Linked DNA regions of Homo sapiens: region 2 is linked to region 1. A link is an interaction called in ENCODE POLR2A ChIA-PET data of the cell type or tissue named here. Cell type or tissue: PC-3. All regions are shown on one strand. Links, peaks and the distances in the headings refer to the core of each region. The heading gives the core; the rest is flanking DNA.

Region 1 (4,000 bases), core at 1-4,000:
GAGATACAAAGGATCTTAATAGATTTCTGTTGCTGCAATAACAGACTATATAAACTTAGCGCTTAAACAGCATCTGTGTATTATCCTACCGTAGTGTAGGTGAGAAGTCTGGTGAGGGTCTCACCAGGCTAAAATCAAGGTATCAGCAAGGCTGTGACCCTTTGTGGAGCTCTAGAGGAAAATTTGTCTCATGCTTACTTGGGCTGTTGGCAGAATTCAGTTCCTTGAGACTGTAGGGCCGAGGTCCCCATTTTCTTGCTGGATACAAACTGAGGTCTATTGCCAGCTTCTAGAGGCCCCCACATTGCTTAAACCTGGCCTCCTTCCTTCATCTTCAAAGCCAGTGGTGATGGCTCAAGTTCTTCACATGTTGCGCCCCTCGGACCCACGCTTCTGCTTTCCTCTCCCACTGAAGGACTGGTGATTGGATTGGGCCACCTAGATAATCCAGGACAATCTCCCATCTGCAGGTCTTCCATCTTAATCATATTTGCAAAGTCCCCTTTTCCATGGAAATGAGTATATTTATAGGTTCTGTGGATTAGGGTGTGGACATCTTTGTGGGGCCTATTATAAAAATGCTCAGAAAGTGCATTAAAAGATTAAAAGGACTAACTCTTCCCGAGGCACTGCTTTCTGATCCTAAAACAAAGCGGAAGGAACTATCTTTTATAGAATACCAGAGACAGTTCTTAAATCTAACCCTCTGCTTATGTGGCTTTGATTAAGTTAATAGACCTTAGCTTTTATCCTTGTAAAATTAGTAGACACAAAATTCTTATGAGGATTGTGTTAGTCTGTTCTCCCACTGCTATAAAGAAATACCTGAGACTGGGTACTTTGTAAAGAAAAGAGGTTTAATTGGCTCACATACAGTTCCACAGGCTATACAGGAAGCATGGTGGCATCTGCTTCTGGGGAGACCTTGGGGAGCTTTTAATCATGGAGGAAGGCAAAGGGGAAGTGGGGCGTCTTACATGGCAGGAGCAGGAGAAGGAGAGAGAGGGAGGGGGCACTACACACTTTTAAACAACCATATCCCTGTGAGACTCACTATCATGACCACAGTACCAGGGCGGATGGTGTTAAACCATGAGAAACCGATCCCATGATGCAATCACTTCCCACGAGGCCCCACCTCCAACACTGGGGGTTACAATTTGATATGAGAATTGGGTGGGGACATAGATCCAAACCATCTCAAGGATCAAGTGATAACATGCTTCAGAGTTTTGAAGCTACATCCGTGTTCATTATTACAGTGGTCATCGGGCCAAGGAGAGTGCTGTCCAGTTGCCTCTGTGCTCCTGTGCCTGGGCGTGAACATCTCAGAATGATCTCACTGTGATTCAGTAGACCCTAGACTGTCACGAAAGGTGACTAGTGGGGCCTGGTCTGGGTGTGCAGGCGAGGTCTGTGTAGGGCTTTGTCTCTGACCAGGCCTCATCATTTTGTTTAGGTGAGAATACATTTCATCCATGACGGATCTCAGACCTACAAGGCTCTGTACTTCTTTCTCCATATATTCCCTAGTACTGTGTACTGAGGAGCCTGTGGGAAGAACCACGTGCTCTATGTACGGGGCCTGACAAGCTGACTATAAGTTGTGTATGGGGACTCAATCATCACTACTCTGAAAGATAGTCTGAACCATTTAACACAGGCATTTGATTCAAAAAGACATCTTTGATTCATCAATAAACAGAGATTCACTATATATCTGGTCACAGAAGAGTGGATCAAGTATTATTCAATATATTTTCAATCCATGGAACAATTTGAGGAAAAATGGGCTTTTAATGTTAGGATGTACAAGGGATCTAATCTTAGACCCCCTTCTCTCTGCCTTCCCCACAAAACCCCCCCTAGGTGATTTCACCCTTTCACACATCTCTGAGCTCTGCCCATTGATATCTCTGTCCTGAAGTTCCTCAATTACTTCAAACTCAACAGGATCCAGATCTAACACAGTTTCTTGCTTCATAAATCTGCTTTTCTTATTTCCTGAGTTGTATACCTCAGTGGATCCAGGAAATCTCAAACTAAAACCATGCTCAATTATTTCCACCCCTGGCCACTCCACATCAGTTCATGCTCCAAGTACTGGCAAGGCTACCTCCTAAATATTTCAGACAGCTCCCTGACCTTAGTGATTTATGTAAGTCACTCAGTATTTCTTCCCCAGACAGTGTTTTGCAATGTCCTTGTGGTTTCCTTCCAGCCTTCTCACTAGTTGTCTTCCTGTCTCTCCCCAGGCAACTATCCACCCTCCATTCTGCCTGCATCTTGTGAACACACAGCTTTGATCATGATATAGCCCTGCCAGAATGCTGCTAATGTTCTTGATTATTGCCCTCAGAGGATTACATCTCACTTGGTTTCAGCCTACCTTTCTGGCATCTAGCTTCACTTTCTAGTATTCTCTTTCCTCCAACCTTTGCCACACTTCAGCCACTCAAGCTTCTGGGCATTACCCAAGGATGCCACTCAGGCCCGTGCCACCAGCTACCCAGAGGACACTTCCTTTTTTCTCTTCTTGTTCGGCTCCTGCTTGCCTTTCAAGACCCAACTAATTTGCCCCTCTTCTGTTACCCTCTTCTGAGTCCACAGGCAGACTTAGTCTCTTCCTCTTCTGTATTTCCATAACACTTCTTGAATACCTTAATTAATTTTTATTGTAATTATTTAGTTATTATCTCATTGCTTCCAGACAGAGAGTTTTATAATAGCTTCATAAATGATTCTTGGTTAGATGGATGGATAGATGTATATGCATATGTATGGTTTTTAAAAAATGTTCTAACCATAACTTGTCAATTTTGAAAGGGTAATGCATTGCAAATATTGTAGTAAAAGGGGAGCAGTATGGCATTATCCTCCTTTTTTTTTAACTGAAGGGCTTTGAATATTACCTAGCCTTGGAAACAAGAGCCCAGGCATTTCGGTCCAATGCTTCTGAGAAAATGTAACAGGTTCAGGGACTTTTTAAAACTAACCATTTTAATTATTGCCTTTCATGAAATGTGATTGTGAGGAAAATTGCATTCTAGGCCCATGATTTCTTTATTTTTTAAAATGCACAACCTATCATTTCTCATTGGAATTTTTAGCTGTTGAACATTTCTACCATTTCTAAATATTTTTTTCTAGTTGTGGTGAGTCATATTAGATTGTGCATTAGATTTTTTCTGAATTATCCAGTTTGCTGAGGGAAATATGGAGACATATTAAAATGTCCCATTGCTAGCATGGAACACCTTGGATCTAGGAGTTTCGAACTCCAGTGTCCTCTTACTGCCTGGGTCAAAGGCCCAGGGACCACCTTCAAGTACCCCTTATGCAACATCTTCCTTTAAGCCACAGCCCTTTAATTTGGTCTTTCTCCTGCCTACAGGACTCCTTCACGATTCTTACTCAGAATTCTTCTCACTCGATATCTCCTCAAGAATCCTTCCCTGATCTCCACCAAAGCCCAGAGAGCTTGCATTGCACTGGGCACCTGCTTAATGTGGCAAATACTTGTTTTCTACTTTTTCTATAAATGAGTTCCTAGAACGTTTATTTACTCCTTAAAGAATACAAATAAAATTAATTTTATGAAATACACATGACCAATACCTTTGCAGACCTCCGTCAGCTTCTCCCTTTCCCAAGTTCATCCCTTCCCTGTGGTAACCATGAATCAAAATGTTTTTTTGATTTTTTTTTCTTTTTCTTTTTTTTCTTTTTGAAACAGAGTTTCATTGGTTGCTCACAGTGGAGCACAGTAGCGTGATCTCAGCTCATGCAACCTCCACCTCCCTGGTTAAAGCAATTCTTGTGCCTCAGCCTCCTGAGTAGCTGGGATTACAGGCATGTGCCACTATGCCCGGCTAAATTTTTTTTTTTTTGTATTTTTAGTAGAAATGGGGTTTTGCCATGTTGGCCAGGCTGGTCTCAAACTCCTGGCATCCGCCCACCTCGGCCTCCCAAAGTGCTGGGATTATAGGCATGAGCCACC
Region 2 (5,562 bases), core at 788-4,787, 640 kb before region 1:
GAGAGTGCAGCTGACACACACACAGGAAAGGACAGTGCATTGAGAGTAAGAAGAGAGGGGTTCAAGGCCGAGATCTGCCATTACTCTGTGAACTTGAGATTTCACTTGGCCTTTTGTTTCTCAGTTTTCTCATCAGAGATGGGATAATGATTATGATTTGCAGGACTGTTGTGATGGTCACATGAGAAAACATTAGGTCAAATATATTTAGACATCGATAAAACATAATTAGATTTCTTCTTTTTCTAAGAGAAAATACAAGAAACATAATATACTCAATCCACTGATCTGATCCTCTAATGGAAAATCTGAGGCAGCCCCCATGGCCTCAGTCTCCTGGTACGCAGAGTATATAGAGTAGACAAATCTAGAGAGAGTCTTATTGATGTTGTGTTCAAACATCAGTCCCAGTGATGAAACCAACTGATGTCATCTGCTGTGTGACTCTTGGAGAAGGTCATCACATGTAGTTTTCTTGCTAAGCATGGTGAACTCAAATCTAATCACAAGAGAACAATCAGACAAAGGGACATTCTGGAAAAAAAGCAAAATCGTTCTGGACTCTGAAAATGTCACTTATCTTGAAAGACTAATGAGGTTGGGAAGTATTTGTGATTCAGGAGATTTGGAGAAACAAAGAAAGAAACTGAAAACTATATGTAATGTCGTATCCTTGATTGGATCCCAGACTGGGGAGGGGTATAATATTGGGGCCCTTGTAGAGATTTGAGGATTCCCTTTATATTAGATGATAGTAGGTAGTAGTGAATTATTATAAATTACCTGACTGCTTTTTTGAGTTTGATTGTTTAGAAGAATACACTCGGTCTTAGGATAGTCATGTTCAAATATTCAGAAATGAAGTGACATTATTTTAAAAAACTGTATGTGTTTAAAAGCACACACATTATACTAGTCTTCCAACCGTGCATCTGTAAAGCATCTCTATTAAGGTATCTCTATTAAGTAGTTTCAAAAGGAAAATATGAAACAAATGATTGCTCTTAGGTATTCTATCCATTGAAGATTCATTTGGGTTAAGAATGCCCTCTTTTGTAATGCTAATTGTTCAGGGAAGGGCTCTCTTCTACAATCCCCCTGTCATCTGAGGCTTAAGTGAGATGATCTCAGGGAATCAGAATTTAAATTAAAAGGAGACAGCTCCTTAGCAAATTTCTGTTGACTTGACTTTCTACGTGAATCAGCTTCCTCAAAATGGGAGTAATAATGATCATGCTTATGGTTCCTAATTCTCCCAGAGCATTACCACATGCTCTTCATCCCCTAATCATTTTTCTACAATTTTTCCCACCTCAACATTTGTTAATCCTATAATGCTAAACTGCTTGCATTTCTCTGACAAATTGTATGACTTCAGACTTCTCACTCCTTTGTAAACTGTCTTATGTCTGACTGTAAAGGCCTCCCACCCACTCTTATTAAATATATATGATATTTATATTTATATATTCACACACACGTATTTGGCTTCTTTATCAGGCTGAAATTTCTTTGAACACAGGAGTTTGTCATATCAACCATCTTCAAACTCAAGCATCTAGCAGAATATCTGGTGTTTAGCAGTACACAACAAGAATTTGTTGGCTGAATACAGGAAGGCAACTTATAAATTCTGAAGTCTGAGGACTAAGCTCTGATTTTTTTAGCTTGCACAAATTCCTATCTAACGGGTCTGGAGAGTCATGCCCTACAAACCATAAATTCTCATCAGAATGGTTTTATTTAACCCTATATACCGTGACTTACTTTCCAATCTGACCCTGGCATAACATTACATGACAAAGAAGAAAGTCAAAATATTTTACCCCAAAACATGTTTCTTTGCTGTATTTTGAAATGGTCCTGCAAAGCTGTCCTCTGTGTGTGTGTTGGGGGGGTGGGGGGGCATGGAGGGGGGGGAATATGTATCTGTAAAGAATCTCTATTAAGGTAGCTAGATCTTTTTCTTTCAGGCCCTCCCAATCCTGAAAAGATTAAGAATCTAGTACTTTTTAAAGGTCCAAATAAGAAACATTTGTCATCTATTGTCTCTAAGGGCAGCCACTTTAAGACTTCAAAAGAACCTTGGTCTCCACAATCTTTTATCTTAACCTGAATATTTCCTTTCTATTGATCTCAAGTGTTTAAACAAACTCAACCAATTATCAATCAAAAAATGTTGAAATTTACCTGTAGCCTGGAACCATCCCCCCAACCCCGCCCAAGCTTTGAGTTGTCTCGCGTTTCTGAACCAAACCAATATATTGTTTCAATGTATTTCATTGATGTCTCATGCCTCCCTAAAATGTATAAAAGCAAGCTTCACCCTGACCACGCTGGGGAAATATTCTCAGGACCCCTGAGGGCTGTGTCACAGGTCATGGTCACTCATATTTGGCTCAGAATAAATCTCTTCAAATATTTTACAGAGTTTGACTCTTTTTGTCAACAAGTACTAATGTTGATGACTGCAAAATGTCAATGACAGTGATATATGTCAGTTATTGGTGTTTGCTTGGTGGTGCAAGAGAAGGTAGGCTACATAGGTGACATGGGACATATGGGGTGAACAATTTGGCATTAAAGTAGGTGACTTTAGCGCATGGAGACTTTGGAGAGAGAAGAAAAAGGTAAATTGGCCGAAAGTTAATTTTACACACACCACCCTTTTGCCAAGACCCCAGATGATGGTCTTCAGAGCTGTGGCATCTAAGGTTGCCAGAGCAGCATTAGAAAGTGTGCACCTAACAGCATCCTCCAGGGTATCCTTTTTCCCCAGGTCTAGCCACTCCACCCAAAGCCCCTGGGAATAGCTGAGAGGGAGGGAGTGGGATAAGAAGGAAAGAAGGTCGTGATGTGCTCTACTCTAGGCCACCTCGTTTGCCTCACTTACCTCCTGTCTATCTGGGTGGTGGGCTTTTTTTTTTTTTTTTTTTTTTTTTTTTTTAGACGGAGGCTTGCTCTGTTGCCCAGGCTGGAGTGCAATGGCACAATCTCAGCTCACTGCAACCTCTGCCTCCCAGGTTCAAGCAATTCTCCTACCTCAGCCTCCTGAGTAGCTGTGATTACAGGCACGCACCACCACACCCGGCTAATTTTTGTATTTTTAGTAGAGACGGGGTTTCACCATGTTGGTCAGGCTGGTCTCCAACTCTTTTTTTTTTTGGTCTCAAAAAAAAAAGGAGCTAGGGAAAGGTGGTGTGCTGCCCTCTCCTGGCAGATTTAGCAAATCTTCACGCAGCTCATGAGACTGTTCACCAGTTGTGTTAAAACGCTCCATTTTTGTGACTCCTATTGAGAAGACCAGCAGGACAGGAAGGGGAGAGACCTTCTTTCGGTTCAATAAACTGTAGTAGTGAACAGCTGTTTGTCACTGGGGGTGTTCACACTTAAAAACATTTTTTTTTCTTTTGCCTTTGTATTTGAATTTAGCTGCAAGAGTATTTTTAAAGATTCTATGGGCATGTAACAAGTGCTAAATCACCCAAGGAGGAGGTCTCCATGTGTTTAGGGAACCTGCTCAGCAAAGCCAGGGCAGAACTATAGAAAAAAAAAGAGCAAAGTTCAGCTTCAATAAACTTATGCAAAATTTTGTAAAGAGAAAATCTAAATAAAGTTAAGTAAAATGTATGGAGAAATTATGTAAGGTTTGTGCTATTTGCAAAGGTAAAATTCTATATTATTTGTGGAGAGAAGGCTTCATAATCCCTTCTGTTCTCAGAGACTATAAATGTCTTAATTTACTCCAATCATAGTTCATGTTCTGCCTTAAATATATACTTGTATCACTCGAGTATGGAATGTCTTTCTAGAATTGTTTCCATGATAGTTTCTCCTAATATTCATAAACCTTTGGGGGTTTTTGTTTGTTTGTTTGTTTTTGAGATGGACTCTCGCTCTGTCGCCCAGGCTGGAGTGCAGTGCCGTGATAGCTCACTGCAAGCTCTGCCTCCCAGGTTCACGCCATTCTCCTGCCTCAGCCTCCCAAGTAGCTGGAACTACAGGCGCCCGCCACCACGCCCGGCTAATTTTTTTTGTATTTTTAGTAGAGACGGGGTTTCACCATGTTCGCCAGGATGATCCTGGTCTCGATCTCCTGACCTCGTGATCCAACCACCTCTGCCTCCCAAAGTGCTGGGATTACAGGCATAAGCCACCGTGCCCGGCCGCATTTCAGTTCTATTCTCTAATTTTTCTCTCTCATCCTCAGTAAGTAGGTAAAACTTGTAAGTAACTAGCTGAGGTGGGCCTATGTGATGACTGTGTGCAGAGCCACAGTCAACAGTCCCAATGTGTCTGCAAGTTATTATAACAGTGATACAATGACATACTAATCCGTTTCCACTGTTAGCAATTATTTATTCATTCAATATGTATTGAGACAGCAAGAGATTTCCAGGATAAAAATAGACATTCCCAGCCCTCAAGAAGCCTCCATTCTAATGCAAACAATTATAAGCTGAATTTTTGGAATCCATACATGCTCCTTGGAAAAATGCAAAAAGCATTCCATGGTTGGATATATTTGAGAAACATAAGCAATATTATATCCCTCGCTTTGCAATTTCCGGTGCACATCAGCAAATTTGAAACTCAGATAGTAGCAAAATTTACTTAACTTGACTTTCCCCACACTGCTTTACTGTGTAATAGAGTTCCTCTCTGATGCAAAAATAAGGCCTTTCATGGTTATGACAGTAAGTACAGGGAAGAGACAGAGAAGGGAGAGCTGCTTGGGAAAGATAAAAAAGCCTTGTGGATGGGAGAGCACACTTGATCCCAGACTTGACAAATAAGCAATAGTTTGCCAGGAGTCAAGGACTAGGGAGGGTGTTCCAAGAAGAAGGAAGAGTCAGGCAACTCTTGGAGGCATGCCAGGAATATTTAAAAGTGATACAGGGCCGGGCGCAGTGGTTCACATCTGTAATCCCAGCACTTTGGGAGGCTGAGGCAGGCAGATCACAAGGTCAAGAGATCAAGACCATCCTGGCCAACATGGTGAAACCCCGTCTCTACTAAAAATACAAAAATTAGCCAGGCGTGGTGGTGTGCACCTGTAATCCCAGCTACTTGGGAGGCTAAGGCAGGAGAATCGCTTGAACCTGGGAGGCGGAGGTTGCAGTGAGCTGAGATCATGACATTGCACTCCAGCCTGGGTGACACAGTGAGACTCTGTCTCAGAAAAAAGAAAAAAAAAGTGAGAAAGAACTGTGGTGGGTGTGTGGATGAACCTGAGGTGTAGCAGGTGAATGGAGGCAGGTAATGGATAAGGAAGCTGAACAGGAAAACCAGGGCCAGGTCACACAGGGCCTTGAAATCCAAGCAAAGTTGTTTGTGATTCATGCTGTGGGCAGTGGGCACCTTTAAGTATTTTGCATGGAGGAACTCAACTACAATCACTCTTTTGCTGCTGTGAAGAATGGATCTGGGAACAGAGGGTGAGTTTAGAGGCTGGAGCTGGGAAAATGGGTGAGAGATGCTAAACCTGTGATCAAACTGCAGAGTCATCTTGCGAGACTTGTTTGGATTCAAGAGAAAAAAAGCACAAATCATAAAGATGCT

The links. Peaks named below come from ENCODE experiments on the same cell type or tissue, not always from the same donor. Only the 100,000 strongest peaks of a DNase experiment are listed, where the experiment ranks them.
Region 2: POLR2A ChIA-PET joins it to region 1 with 7 read pairs; 1 of 35 experiments calls an interaction of 5 or more read pairs at or near these places.

What each region holds. Positions count from the first base shown.
Region 1 is chr2:225,024,618-225,028,617 of GRCh38, reverse strand. The region is part of intron 1 of DOCK10 (dedicator of cytokinesis 10); the gene reads left to right. Among named protein-coding and RNA genes, the nearest start is that of DOCK10, 16 kb to the left of the region's middle. In PC-3, for the core only: no CTCF peak of the experiment used is centred there; a DNase peak (open chromatin) is centred at 2,207.
Region 2 is chr2:225,663,193-225,668,754 of GRCh38, reverse strand. All of the region lies in intron 7 of NYAP2 (neuronal tyrosine-phosphorylated phosphoinositide-3-kinase adaptor 2), which reads right to left. Among named protein-coding and RNA genes, the nearest start is that of NYAP2, 270 kb to the right of the region's middle. RefSeq lists a silencer at 3-52. In PC-3, for the core only: CTCF peaks have their summits at 2,995 and 3,232 (motif pointing left); a DNase peak (open chromatin) is centred at 3,224.